Regions from separate parts of the Homo sapiens genome. Here region 1 is linked to region 2. Evidence: read pairs that join two places in POLR2A ChIA-PET (ENCODE). Cell type or tissue: Caco-2. All regions are shown on one strand. Each heading gives the region's core, and the rest is flanking DNA. Links, peaks and the distances in the headings are about the cores only.

Region 1 (6,591 bases), core at 773-5,772, 120 kb before region 2:
CCCAGGTACTCGGGAGGCTGAGGCAGGAGAATCGCTTGAACCTGGGGGCAGAGATTGCAGTGAGCCAGGATAGTGCTACTTCATTCCAGCCTGGGTGACAGAGCGAGACTGTCTCAAAAAAAAAAAAAAAAAGAACAAGAGGTGTGTGTGAGAGGGGCTGCTAGGGGCAGGGAAGGCTCCAGGTTATGACCTGCCTTATATTCTCCTGGAGGACAGTTCACTGGGGAGCAGTTTCTGGGTATTTAAAATACCGGGATGAAGATCTTCAGAGAAGCAAGATGTCAGTTGAGAAGTCAGGGATGCAGATGGGGGAGGGGTGATTCAGGTGACTCAATTTCACAAAGGTCACCTCTGTCTCTGGGAGTCTCAAGGATTGCCATCTGTGTTCCTAGGAAGCAGTGGCTCCACTCTAATGAGAAGGGCTTTTCGAGTGGGAATGGCCTCAGCCTTGACTCATTCTCTTAACCTGCATTTACGTGTTTGGTTGAGAATGCAGTAGCTGTGTGGGTTCTGCTTCTCTTTCTTTTTTCTTTTTTGAGACGGAATTTTGCTCTTGTCGCCCAGGCTGGAGTACAATGGTGCGATTTCGGCTCACTGCACCCTCCACCTCCCAGGTTCCAGTGAGTCTCCTGCCTCAGCCTCCCAAGTAGCTGGGATTATAGGCATGCGCCATCATGCCGGGCTAATTTTTGTATTTTTGGTAGAGATGGGGTTTTACCATGTTGGCCAGGCTGGTCTCAAACTCCTGACCTCAAACGGCCCGCCTGCCTCTGCCTCCCAAAGTGCTGGGATTTCAGGCATGAGCCACCGTGCCTGGCTGTTTCTCTTTCCATATGGTTTATGCTTACAGATCCTTGAGGTTAATATGTCACTTTCACTGTTAGTTCCTACAGAAGAAAGGTAATTTTGCAATAAGGTTTTGGAGGTTAGGAACATGGTTTTGGAGTCATACAGCCCTTGGGTGTGGGTTCGAGCTCCATCACTAGGTGACTGTGCGGCTTTTGGCCAAATGTTTCAATGTCTCCAAAACTTGAGTGTCTTAGTCAGTTGGGGCTGCTATAACAAAGATGCGGTGGCTTGTAAACAACAGAAATTTCCTTCTTACAGTTCTGTAGGCTGCAAGTCTGAGATCAGGGTACCAGCATGGTTGGGTTCTGAGGAGGGTCCTTTTTCATGTTGCGGATTGCTGACTTCTTATAGCTTCACATGACAGAAAGAAGGCGAGAGAGCTCTCAGGTACTTTTTATAAAGGCATGAGTGGCTGAGTGCAGTGGCTTATGCCTGTAATCTCAACACTTTTGGAGGCTGAGGCAGGAGGATCACTTGATGCCAGGAGTTCATGGCCAGCCTGGGTAACATAGTGAGACCCTATCTCAACAAAAACTAAAAAAAAAAAATTGTAAGGACACTAGTCCCATTCATGAGGGCCCTGCCTAATTAGCTTCCAAAGGCCCTACTTCCTAATGCCATCAAACTGAGGGGTAGAATTTCAACATATGAATTTTGAGGGGATCCATACATGCAGTCCTTTGCACCAGGATACTGAGAGCCCTTCCTCATAGGATTTTGGCGGGGCAGCATGAGGTGATGGACCCCAGGAGCCCAGCATGTGTGCCTGGTCACAGTGCTCATTCAGTCACTCTCCTATCAGTCTACGTAAGTGAATTTGCCAGCAAACTATACCTTTAAAGTGCCCAAAGTGATTTTATCCAGTTCTATTTAAAAATCCTTCCAGAACTTTTTGGACCTTTCCTTGGTGACTCGGGGTCACGGGTGTAGTCGCAGGTCATTGGTGTGGGTGAGGCCTCCTGCCCTGGCCCTGCATGGACTCCCCTCATATCCTGGCACTTACAGGGCCTGTCTTTCTCCCCACCACCTTTTGTAAGCTGCTGTTGGCACCTGGCCCTTTTGTTGGGGTAAGGGCCTGATGATGGTCATATCCTCCCTGGGTTTTGAGGGCAGCCTTGCCATGCAGAGAGGCCTTGCTCTCTTCTGGGTTGGTAATTCTCTGCCTGAGTTTAATGTGATGGATTCTAGAAAGCCTGACCCTGGGGTGAAGGGATGTTGCTTGACTACACGTAGTGACTCAGGATTGGAAGGGAGTACTGGTAATGATAGCTTATCCCTAGGTGATGGGAAATAGGACTTAGAAAGCAAATGATAAAGGTGTGAGCACTGCTCACCTGTGTGAAATTGTATTAAGATAACACGCAGCAGTGATAGTTAAGGCTTTAGAATTATAGGAAGTTTCTCCTTGTTTTCCACACAGTACCATTGCCCTTTTACTTTTAGATTAATGTTTAAGTAATAACTTTGTAATTAAAATAAGTATAAATAAAAAGAGCTTGGTTGTCTAGGCATTTGCATTTTACCAAGAAGCTTTCCATAGCCCTCATTTTGTTTTCAGGACAGCCTTGTTGATTTGTTTCCCTTTTCATTGTTTAGAGGAGAAAGAGAGTCAGAGCTAAAGGGGTGAGTGGTTTTGCCTGAGGCCACCTGCCAGGACCCCATATGGGCCTCTGAGCCCAAGCCCAGAGCGCCCAGGGAGGCCTGTGACGGGGCCTCTGCCTGGACCTGCAGGGTGGTCTTTAGATAGGATCAACTGTGTATTCTGAAGTTTCCTATTGAATGAAATGAAATCTTCTTAATGTAAAGTGATACCCAAACCGTAGTTTGTGAGCATTTTCATGTTTTAAACTGCATTTGTCTTTCATTATATTAAATTATGTTGTCGCCAACCGAGCGTGCCAAGATCATGAATTGTGGTCTTCAGAGGAACCACAGAGCAGGCAGTGCTCCCTGTACAGACGTCCAAGCCCGCTATTAGTGGGTTCTGTAGCTGTCTGATTGGCTGGAGCTGGCTGCCTGCTCGCCACTTAGCTCGCACGTGGTGATGCTTTAATTAAGCAATTGCGACCTTTGCTCCTGCAAATGTGTCATCAGATAAGGAGACTGGGCATGTGCCACCAAGGAGGATGTGCGTGGGGGGTGCAGAGTCAGTGGTGAGGGGCTGTCTGCACAGGCCCCCATGTTCTGAAGTTTCTGAGGGACCATTCAAGAAGCTTTACATTCCTGCCCATTTAATTCTTGCAACCAGATAGTGTTCTCTCCACTTGATCCATCAGTAAACCTAAGCTCAGAGAGATTCAGTGGCCTTCAGAGGGTCACCATCAGAGCTGGTGCTCTGCCTACCGAAGCCCACACTCATTTCACCTCCTCTGGCTGGCTGGAATAAGTAAGTTGTGAATCACTCTCAGATGTGAACATCTTTAAAAGATAATTAATCTTTCTCCCCCACCTCTGAGAAACATAGACATGAGGGAGATTATGTGTGTCCTTTGCTTAAGACGGCATCTATGTCTGTAACTAACTTGGTTTCAATAATCTGAAAGTTTACAACCATTTACACAGCAGGGAGATAAGGGCACAAAAGGGAGAGCTGCTGGGGTGCGGTCAAGGCCGTGGGTGACTCGCTGGTACACCCACCCCATGATGCATCCCACGTGGGACAGGAGGAAGATTCCAGAGGCCCTGGCTTAGGAGTGCCTCATCTTCGGCAGATGCATTTTAAAAGGCATCTTATGCTGTTAAAGAGCAGGTAGACAAGGGAGAAGAAATTGTGTTTCTGTAGAGGACTGCACTTTGTAAAATTGCGAAAGGTCTTCACATTTTGTCAACGTTGTGATATCACATAAGAGCATTTGCTCAGGTATATTAGAGCAGATATTTGTTTTGTTTTGTTTTATTTTGAGACAGAGTCTTGCTCTGTCGCCCAGGCTGGAGTGCAGTGGCGCGATCTCGGCTCACTGCAAGCTCCGCCTCCTGGGTTCACACCATTCTCCTGCCTCAGCCTCCCAAGTAGCTGGGACTACAGGTGCCCGCCACCACGCCCAGCTAATTTTTTGTATTTTTAGTAGAGACGGGGTTTCACCGTGTTAGCCAGGATGGTCTCTATCTCCTGACGTGATCCGCCTGCCTTGGCCTCCCGAAGTGCTGGGATTACAGGCGTGAGCCACCGCGCCCAGCCGATATTTGTTTTTATGCTTGGGATAATCATCACTTTTGTGTCAAATGACTTCTTTTTTGCTTTCTTTAAATCTTTTAAAAATTGAAGGTTCAACATAGAAAACAATGTTCTGAGTAAAAAACTCTTTGTAGTTTACCTTCCACGCACAAAGTGGTTTTTGTGTATCTTGATCAAGTAACCTATTCCCTGCCAACTTTGTACCAAGCTTCAGAAGAGGCAAGAGAGGTACGTTGTCTCTGTCCTGCCTCAAGGCAACACTTCGAGGTTGTTAGTTTGAATGTGAGGAAGCTGTAGGTAGTGAGATCAGGTGCCTAGTTCAAGGCCATCCAGTTTGTAGATGGGAGAGATCTGGAGCTTGAACTGACCTCGCTGTTTCCTTTTCAATAACTGACATTGTTATAATTGTATTATTCAGATTCACTTAAATATTTTCTCAAGTATTTTCCATGTTTTACCTTCATCTTCAAAAAGATTATTAATGGTTATATTATCCTGTTGACGTAATGAGATTAAAACATTCCCTAGTGCTGGACATTTTAGGTTATTTCCACTTTTTTGCTAATGTAGATGAATTTGCAGTTTATAATTTCATCCTTTTTCATCTGTGTAATTAGTTCCTGGGGATAAATTCCCGAGAATAGAAATCTTGTATTAAAGGGTATGAACACCTTAAGAGTGTTTTGAAAGCCTGTCTTGCTGCTTGTAAGTGTATTTTTCTGATTTTTTGGGTGAAAAAATGGGGATTCTTTCTCTTTAAAGTGCCTGCCTTGGCCTTTAGAACTTCCAAGTATCTGTGAGATAAGAAAGTTCTGTGAGGGTTTCTTAAATGAGTCACATTTCCTTCCTAAGTTTCTGGATATCATTTTACTTGAATTGGTTGCCATACTTTGATGAGCAAGGAACGCTGTTTTAGAAAATCCTTACTACTTGATGATTAATCCTTGGAGCTAATGTTCCACGTTCCCAAGGTTGTGAGTGCTTATGGCCACATTCCTGCATCAGCTCAGCCATCGCGGTAGGTATCTCACAGACCTTCTCTAGCTTTCTTTTCCTCACTTAAGGGATGCATATTGGAAAGACTCTGCAGGGTTCTTTCTGCCAGGCAGCCTGGGGGTCGTGTGGTCCTTTAGAGTTCATCTCTAGCTTCTAGATGCTGCTCTCATGGGGGTTCCTGGCTCTGTTCATCTCCAGAGACAAGCATCTCAAAGGGAACCTGGGAAGTTTATAGCACTGGTGCTTGCTTGCCTTGTTTGCTTGTTTGTTTTTCTGTTCTGGTCTGCTGTGGAACTTGTCACCATGTCCCCTCCCCATGGACTGACTTTCCTACCCTCCACTGTCCCTTAGGTATTCACTCTCAGACTGAGTGGTGTCCTGTTTTCCTGGTGGCTCATTTGCCAGGGTCTGCAAAGGACAAGGTGCTTAGCAGGGACAGAGAGGGGCTCCAGGTGGGGAGCAGTGGTCAGGCCAGCTGACCTTAGTGCTTACCCCTGGGTCCCCTCCCTAGAATTCCTGCGATGCCTCCACCATGTCTACCCTCTCCCCACAGGGGCTGTTTCCCTTTTAGTTCTCTTGCCTTACTGTGGGCAAAAGCTTACTTTTCTTGGTTCCTCTTATCCCAGCTAAGAAAAGCTGATGTTCACAACAAAATGAAGAGACTTGACTACCCAGGAAGGTAGACATAAGAGGAAACAGCCACAAACAGCACAGGCATACAAGTGTCTTGCTTCCCAAGCACAGGCAGGTTTTTGTGCCCACACTTCAGGGCTCGTCTGACTGCACTGGCTCTGCCAGGCGCTGCCCAGCTTCCTGCTTCCCCTCCCAGTCCTGCTTCTTCTGTCAGTAAAACAAAATTTTAGAGTGATGCTTTGCTTGATGCTTTGGGGGCTGCATTTTTATCACAAGTGTGGAAATTGTACTTTGCTCTGGTTTCTACAGATGCCTAAACATGTCTAGGTTGCTGTTGCCTTGGCAACTGGCTGAGCTGTTGGTTGTGTGTGTGGTGAAGGTTCTGGCAGGGGCTTCATGGAAGCCTCTGGTCATCCTTAGAGCTTTTCAGCTAAGCTGGCGGTTACTCCCAAGCCCAGAACCATATGCTCTTAGCTCCCCTTTGTCGTTTGGAGCTTCCCATTTTATTTCCCTGAGAAATCCCTGCTCAGCTGCCCTAGACTTGGGTGGGTGGTATGGCATGGCATGGCATGCACTGATAGGGCTGATTTATTTCGAGACTGGATTTTTGGTAACACAAGACGTGATTCCATAGCAGCCCTTGGCCTAAGTTTTATTTGAGGTCGGACGGGGCCCAAGGGCTGCTTGTGCTCTCCCTTCAAGTGCCTTCTGCTTTTTAGGCCTGGGGTGCTTGTTGGGGCCCAGAGCTGGGCCTTGCCTGAGAGTCACGCAAAAGCAGGGCCTTCCAGTACTCCAGAGGGGTACTCCTGACCACCTGTAAGCCATGGGAAGAAAGTCAATGTGATTGGATCACGGCAGTGCCACACAGTATGTCTCCTTTTATGAAGACTGAGTGAAAGGATATAATCAATTCCAGTTTTATCCTTTGTTATTTTCTT
Region 2 (6,591 bases), core at 917-5,916:
AGTGACCCGCAGCTTCTCTCCCCTGCACAGGGCCCCAGTACGGGACCGTGGAGAAGGCCTGGATGGCCTTCATGTCCGAGGCAGAGAGGGTGAGCGAGCTGCACCTCGAGGTGAAGGCCTCACTGATGAACGATGACTTCGAGAAGATCAAGAACTGGCAGAAGGAAGCCTTTCACAAGCAGATGATGGGCGGCTTCAAGGAGACCAAGGAAGCTGAGGACGGCTTTCGGAAGGCACAGAAGCCCTGGGCCAAGAAGCTGAAAGAGGTACATCTGTCCTGCAGGCTTCCCTGCCCGGCCTTGCTCTGCCTGGCACCCCACTAGCAGCACCACCTCCTGCACCTAGGACTTCCTGCCACTGGCTGTAGGCACAGGAGGCCAGACCTGGTAGAGATGAAGCCACTCCTCAGGCTAGAAGCCCATGGTAGTTGACATTTACCCAGGTTGAAGATGCTGAATGCTCTATGTGCATTCTTTAAATTTTTTATTTTTATTTTTTGAGACAAAGTCTCACTCTCTCTCCCAGGCTGGAGTGCAGTGGTGCAATCTCAGCTCACTGCAACCTGTGCCTCCTGGGTTCAAGCAATTCTGCCTCAGCCCTCCGAGTAGCTGGGACTACCGGCACATGCCACCACACCCTGCTAATTTTTGTATTTTTAGTAGAGACGGGGTTTCACCATGTTGGCCAGGCTGGTCTCGAACTCTTGACCTCAGGTGATCCACCCACCTTGGCCTCCCAAAGTGCTGGAATTACAGGGCATTCTTTAAATTTGATCCTACCAACACATTTTACAGATTTGGTAACTGAGGATCAGAACCATACATTGGTGGTAGAGCTCAAAGCCCAAGCTCTTAACCACTAACAGTACTTCTCCCAACCCTGGGGAAGTGTCTGCTGGAGACTTAAAAGTCCTTGCCGGGCGCGGTGGCTCACGCCTGTAATCCCAGCACTTTGGGAGGCTGAGGCAGGCGGATCACGAGGTCAGGAGATTGAGACCATCCTGGCCAACATGATGAAACCCCATCTCTACTAAAAGTACAAAAATTAGCAGGGCGTGGTGGCGGGCACCTGTAGTTCCAGCTACTCAGGAGGCTGAGGGAGGAGAATCACTTGAACCCAGGAGGTGGAAGTTGCAGTGAGCTGAGATCACGCCACTGCACTCCAGCCTGGTGACAGAGGGAGACTCTGTCTCAAAAAAAAAAAAAAAAGTCCCTTTGGCTGCTCTGCGTGTGCAGTAGCCTTTCTTTATTCCTTTACTTTCTCAATAAACTTGCTTTCACTTTATTTTTTTTTCAAGTCCCTTTGACGATAGAAAGAACTAGTTTACATTTTTCTTTCTCTTGCATAGGTTTTTATCCCAAAATTTCAAACATTGATACCTGTTTTTCTAAAAGTAGCAACCAAAGCCATTGAGTTTTGTCGAGCCTTGGCTAGTTGGAGGCTGTCATCTGTCCACCCCAGCCCTCAGCTTGTGTGCCCCGCCCCTGCCTGCAGCCTCGCCCCCCATTCCTAGCTGGAATGGAGTAGACGGTAGATGTGCCACCCCCAACACCCAGATGTTCTCTGGCCTTGCGCTGCCTTCCTCCGCCTCAGAATCATCCAGAACATGCCTCTGTCCTTCCGGATGGTTTTCTCTGTGTCTCCTTTTCTCTGTGTCTTAGCTTTTGTCACATCTCCTTTCTCTTCTGTTTTGTCCCTGGCCCCATTCATAATGAAACTGTCTGTGTCTCATGAGGCCTTTGCTAATAAACTCCTCCTTCCCTCTAGAATGAAATTTGTGGCTTTGGCTCAAATAAGGAAGGATCTGTTAAGAGTGTGTGTGTGTGTGTGTGTGTGTGTAAAAACCATTAAAACCAGAGGAAATGTGGCTGATGGCCCTGCCCCCTAGTATGGTCCTCTCTCTCATGCTGGGTTCCTCCTTGGAACTTTCTTTGTATTTGCCGATCCTGCGGCCTGGCATGGTCTTCCTGGGATGCCCATAACCCCTCCATGTGCGTGTTCCATGTGCGTGCTCCATGTGCGTGTTCCATGTCATCTCAGTGGCTTTCTCCACCCACCCCATGCTCCGTCTCAGTTGTCCTCCCCTACACTTAATGCCCTCTAATTGACTCTGGCATGTAACTTTTCCTATACTGTATCTGCCTCCTGCAACTCAAATGAAAGCTTCACAAAGACCTTGTGTTTCTTGCTGTGTTCCTGGTGCCTCGAACCATGCACAGGACAAGCAAGTACTCCATGAATATGTGTTGAGTGCGTTCCTGTTGTGACTGGTTGCTATGATAGTATACATACAATTTTGTACCTGCCTTTTTCTCCCCTCTTGGTAGCACAAGCATTCCCATGGTCTGTGTGACTTCTAGTGAGGATCCTGAACTCCCAGTGACATGGCATTCAGGAACTCATTCTCCCTGTAGGTAGAAGCAGCAAAGAAAGCCCACCATGCAGCGTGCAAAGAGGAGAAGCTGGCTATCTCACGAGAAGCCAACAGCAAGGCAGACCCATCCCTCAACCCTGAACAGCTCAAGAAATTGCAAGACAAAATAGAAAAGTGCAAGCAAGATGTTCTTAAGGTAAACTGTACACTTGTTTTTACACGTCGAGTGTCACCGTGTCAGTTGTTGACGTGTCTGGCATATAGCCTTCTGTAACTGCTTGGGTGAATGGGTGGATAGAGGGATAAATAACCAATAAAACACACCCCTGTCCTCAAGAAGGCCACAGGTGAGTGCCCTAGCACCTCGCCTCACCATAGCCACTGTACCTGCTCAGTCAAGGGACAGAGCCAGGCTCTGGGCAAGCCAGGGGTAAGAGACAGCTCTTGGTGCTCAGAGACACAAGGACAGCTGGGATTGCTGCAGGGAGCTGCTTGTGCCAACATGGGCGTCGCCAGTGGTGGGTGTGAATGGGTGTGGCTGGTGGCAGGTGTGAATGGTTGTGGCCAGTGGTGGGTGTGAATGGGTGTGGTGTGAGCTGGTATGGAGGGTTATGAGGACCAAATCACCAGTGGCCTGGACAGCCAGGCTGAGTAAGGAGCTTAGGATGCTGCTGACCAGGAGCCACTCAGGAAGGCCTGAGCCTGGGTGGGATCAGGGAGGAGGTGAGGAGGGTGAGATGGTTTAGAAGGATTGCTCTGCTTGTGTAGGGAGAGGGGCTGGGGGCAGAGACCTGGGGGAGGGACTGCAGGCTGGGAGCGCTTGTCTGGGGGAGCCAGGTGGGAGGGAGGATGGAGGGGCCCTGCAGTCTCCACAGTGACAGGCCCCGAAAGTGAGGCAGAGGCTGTGGAGCCAGGGGTGGCAGAAGGGTGGTCTTTGGCCAAGGAGAGACCGTGACCAGGCACTGTGGCATCATGGGTGCCCTTCCATTTCTGTTGTGAAGCGGAGATTTTCTGCCCCATGGGTTAATGAGAAATCATTGTGTAAACTATTACATGCTCCGCAGGTGTAGATAAGTGATTCTGCCTGGAAGGTCCTGGAGTCACAGGACTTAAAACCAGACAGCGTCATCGTCTTGTGATTTAAAAGTTCACAGGAAGGGAGGGGCTCAGCCCTCGGCCCCACCTCCCCTCCTTTGGTCAGCCATGAGGGGTGAGGGCTGGGGGGTGTGATTGCCGAGGGCCTGCCCTGCCTCGGTGTTTGGAGAGGAGATTCCCAACCAGGATTTGCAGAGAGAGACGGAATGAGGTAGAGAGAGGCTGCACTCCAGGAAGAGGACATGGGCAGAGGGGAGGCAAGAGGCCTAAGCTGGTTTCACTACCCACCAGCCTTTCCTGGCCCCTGTCAGTTAGGTGGTGGCATCCCTGTTTTGTGAATGAGGAAACCAAGATCAGAGAGGTTAAGTCACGTGCCATCCAGCAGGTGAGAGCAGGAACTTCTGACCTCAAGCCCATACATATGCCCTTTCTCCACTGTTCCTCACTGCTATGCCGTCGGTGTAGCAAGGGGAACACGTCATCTACACGAGAGTTCGTCACTCAGACCAAGTGTCAGAATCCTCTGGGAAACCCCTCTCACTCCCATTGCTGGAGCCAGGAATCTGGGCTTTTGAAGCAGCCCAGGTGCCTCCACGGTGGGATCAGGTGAGGAGCCTGGAACCAACTACTGAGTGGGAGGCACCTGGGCTCAAGAAGCACAAGGTCCGGGAGAACTCTCGGGCCTTTGCCAGAATCCCAGGGAATCAGGTGCCCAAAAAGGTGCCTAGAGGAAAGATGGGGCTTCTCCATGTTGGGCGGGGGCGTGCCTGTGTGAGAGAAAGGGAGACAGAGATGGAGAGGAAGAGGCCTTTCATGTTTGACAGCCACCCAGAACATCAACTCAGGCTTTTGCAGAACAGGCCCAGGGCTCGAGGTTGGACATAAGCGCCTGGCAGGATGACTGGGACAGTTTGTAGTGGGTTCCCTCCTGGGACCCTCCCTGCCTCTTTGGTCTGGCCAGTGACTGCAGGATATGAGAGGTCCTTGTGTGCCTAGAGCTCTGGAGAGGAGGCCAGTCCCTCCCCACCACCCTTCTTGACGCAGTTTCCAAAATCCAGCACACAGCCTGGGAAACATAGTGAGACCTCATCTCTACAAAAAATTTAAAAACTTAGTTGGGTGTGGTAGCACGTGCCTGTAGTCCCAGCTACTTTGGAGGCTGAGGCGGGAGGATTGCTTGAGCCCAGGAGTTCAAGGCTGCTGCAAGCTGTGGTCACACCACTGCACTCCAGCCTGGGTGACAGAGTGAGACCTCATCTCTAAAGTAGGTAAGTAGGTAGGTACATACATACCTACCTACCTACCTACCTACCTACCTACCTACCTACATACATACCATTGCTGACTGGTTGCACATGTACTTTCATGTTTCTTATCAGCCATCAACTACATCTTGTAGCATCCATCATAAAAGAACTTTTTGCATTTAGTGCTAAAATATTACAATCCACCTAAGGGTGAAGGCCGCCTCTTGTTTTACTCCATGGGTGTTCGCTGAGAACTTTCTATGCCCTGCAAGGGGATTTCCAGAACAGTGATGACCCTGCTGAGTACCTGGCCTGTGCTGGGGGCAGGACTTGGGGCTAGCAGGGTCGGCACAGGCTGAGGGCAGGGGCAGCCCAGAGGTGGAGCATCTTGTTGCCACTGAGTACCCTGAGAGCTCCCGGGAGGCTATTGTGTCTTGAAGGCTCCTGAGATGGGGCTGCTCTGTGTCACTTCAGCAGTATCCTCCAGATGCTGGGCGCTGAACCCACAGCTATGTGTCTTGGGCTTCTGAGCTAGGCTCCCATGCAGGGCTGCCAGGTAGTGGGCACGGGCAGTGTGGATGGCTGTGGGGAATAGGGGAATAGCCACAGCGCTGTGGAGCTCTTTCTCTGCTGGGCATGCCCCAGCCCTGGCAGGGGTGGCCTTTTCCTGGCACAGAGGACCCAAGCCCAGCCATCTTAGGAGGCTGAGAAGCAGAGCAAGGACCCGGATACCAGGAGAGGAGAAAGGGGCAGGAGTCAGGGCCCTAGAGGGCGGGGTGGAACCTGGTCTCACGAGGCTGGGGAAGGCTTCAAGAAGAGGAGTTGCTTTGGAGCCTGAAGCAGAGTCTCCCAGGGCTCTGAGCCACGTGAGTCAGAGGAGAGCATCTGGGAGGGGAGCCGCATGGGCAGGGTAGACTCAGTCCCAGCTGGGGGCAGAGAGGGTGCCCGATAGGCCTGCAGTGTCTCGGGAAGCGCTCCATCCTTCCTCAGAAGGCCCTGCACATGTTGTTAGGGACAGCAAAGCTTAGACCTGAGTGGAGCCCGTGACTACCCCCATAGTAGAAAGAATTGCAATAAATAGGTGGCCCCAGCCCTGCTATCTCTCACCCACCCCAGGGGGACAACACGACCATGATCCCACCAACTAACAAAACCACCTGGCCACCAAACTGGTGGCCCTGCATGCTGAGATGAGGGGGTGCGGGGAAGTGTGTACCAGTGTGAGGTCATTGACCTCGAGGCACATCCCCACCAGATGAATGTGCCCACTTTAGCCATGTCTTAGGAATTTCACACGTTTTCTAGCTGCCCCTGGATATTCTTGAGATAGGCCACACCTGCTTTTTAACATTTCCTGCCTTGTAAAACCCCTTCTTGGGACAATCTGGGAGGGAGCAGCTGTGTGAGGGGGATGGAGTGGGCTGAAAGACAAGAGAAGGAGGACTTTTTTTGAATGCCTTCTTCCTGCACCCCATCATGTACATATCAGAACACTGTGAAGGAGAGATGTCCTCATCTGATAAAGGACAGTGAGGCTCCAAGAGAGCTGCAGGATTCAGCCCCAGCCCCACCTTTGCTGTGGGCCAGATCTGAGGCTTGAGGGTAGCCAGGCACAGCCCTTCCCCACAGGGAGAAGAGGACATGGGCGTGTGGCACGCTCAAGACCATACACACTGAGTTCTGGGGAGACTGCCCTTTGCCGGCATCTACCTGTCTGGGCCTTGCTCCAGCTGAGAGACAGGGCAGATGGCAGGAGTGTGATTCACCTTGCAGGAGTGGAGGAACTGGGACTTGAACTTGAAGTCTGTCAGAATCCAGAGCTCCTGTTTTTTCTTTGCATTTGGAATCTGGGAAGGCCTGAGACACTCCAGGGGC

Evidence for each region. Peaks named below come from ENCODE experiments on the same cell type or tissue, not always from the same donor. Only the 100,000 strongest peaks of a DNase experiment are listed, where the experiment ranks them.
Region 1: POLR2A ChIA-PET joins it to region 2 with 19 read pairs; 7 of 35 experiments call an interaction of 5 or more read pairs at or near these places.

What each region holds. Positions count from the first base shown.
Region 1 is chr22:43,000,761-43,007,351 of GRCh38, reverse strand. The region is part of intron 1 of PACSIN2 (protein kinase C and casein kinase substrate in neurons 2); the gene reads left to right. Among named protein-coding and RNA genes, the nearest start is that of PACSIN2, 11 kb to the left of the region's middle. RefSeq lists a silencer at 2,812-2,911 and an enhancer at 5,606-5,785. In Caco-2, for the core only: no CTCF peak of the experiment used is centred there; DNase peaks (open chromatin) are centred at 2,891 and 3,471.
Region 2 is chr22:42,884,622-42,891,212 of GRCh38, reverse strand. It overlaps PACSIN2 (protein kinase C and casein kinase substrate in neurons 2), which reads left to right. Exons shown (of 11, transcript NM_001184970.3): 4 at 31-266; 5 at 2,415-2,570. Among named protein-coding and RNA genes, the nearest start is that of ARFGAP3, 31 kb to the right of the region's middle. RefSeq lists an enhancer at 1,368-1,427. In Caco-2, for the core only: no CTCF peak of the experiment used is centred there; a DNase peak (open chromatin) is centred at 3,513.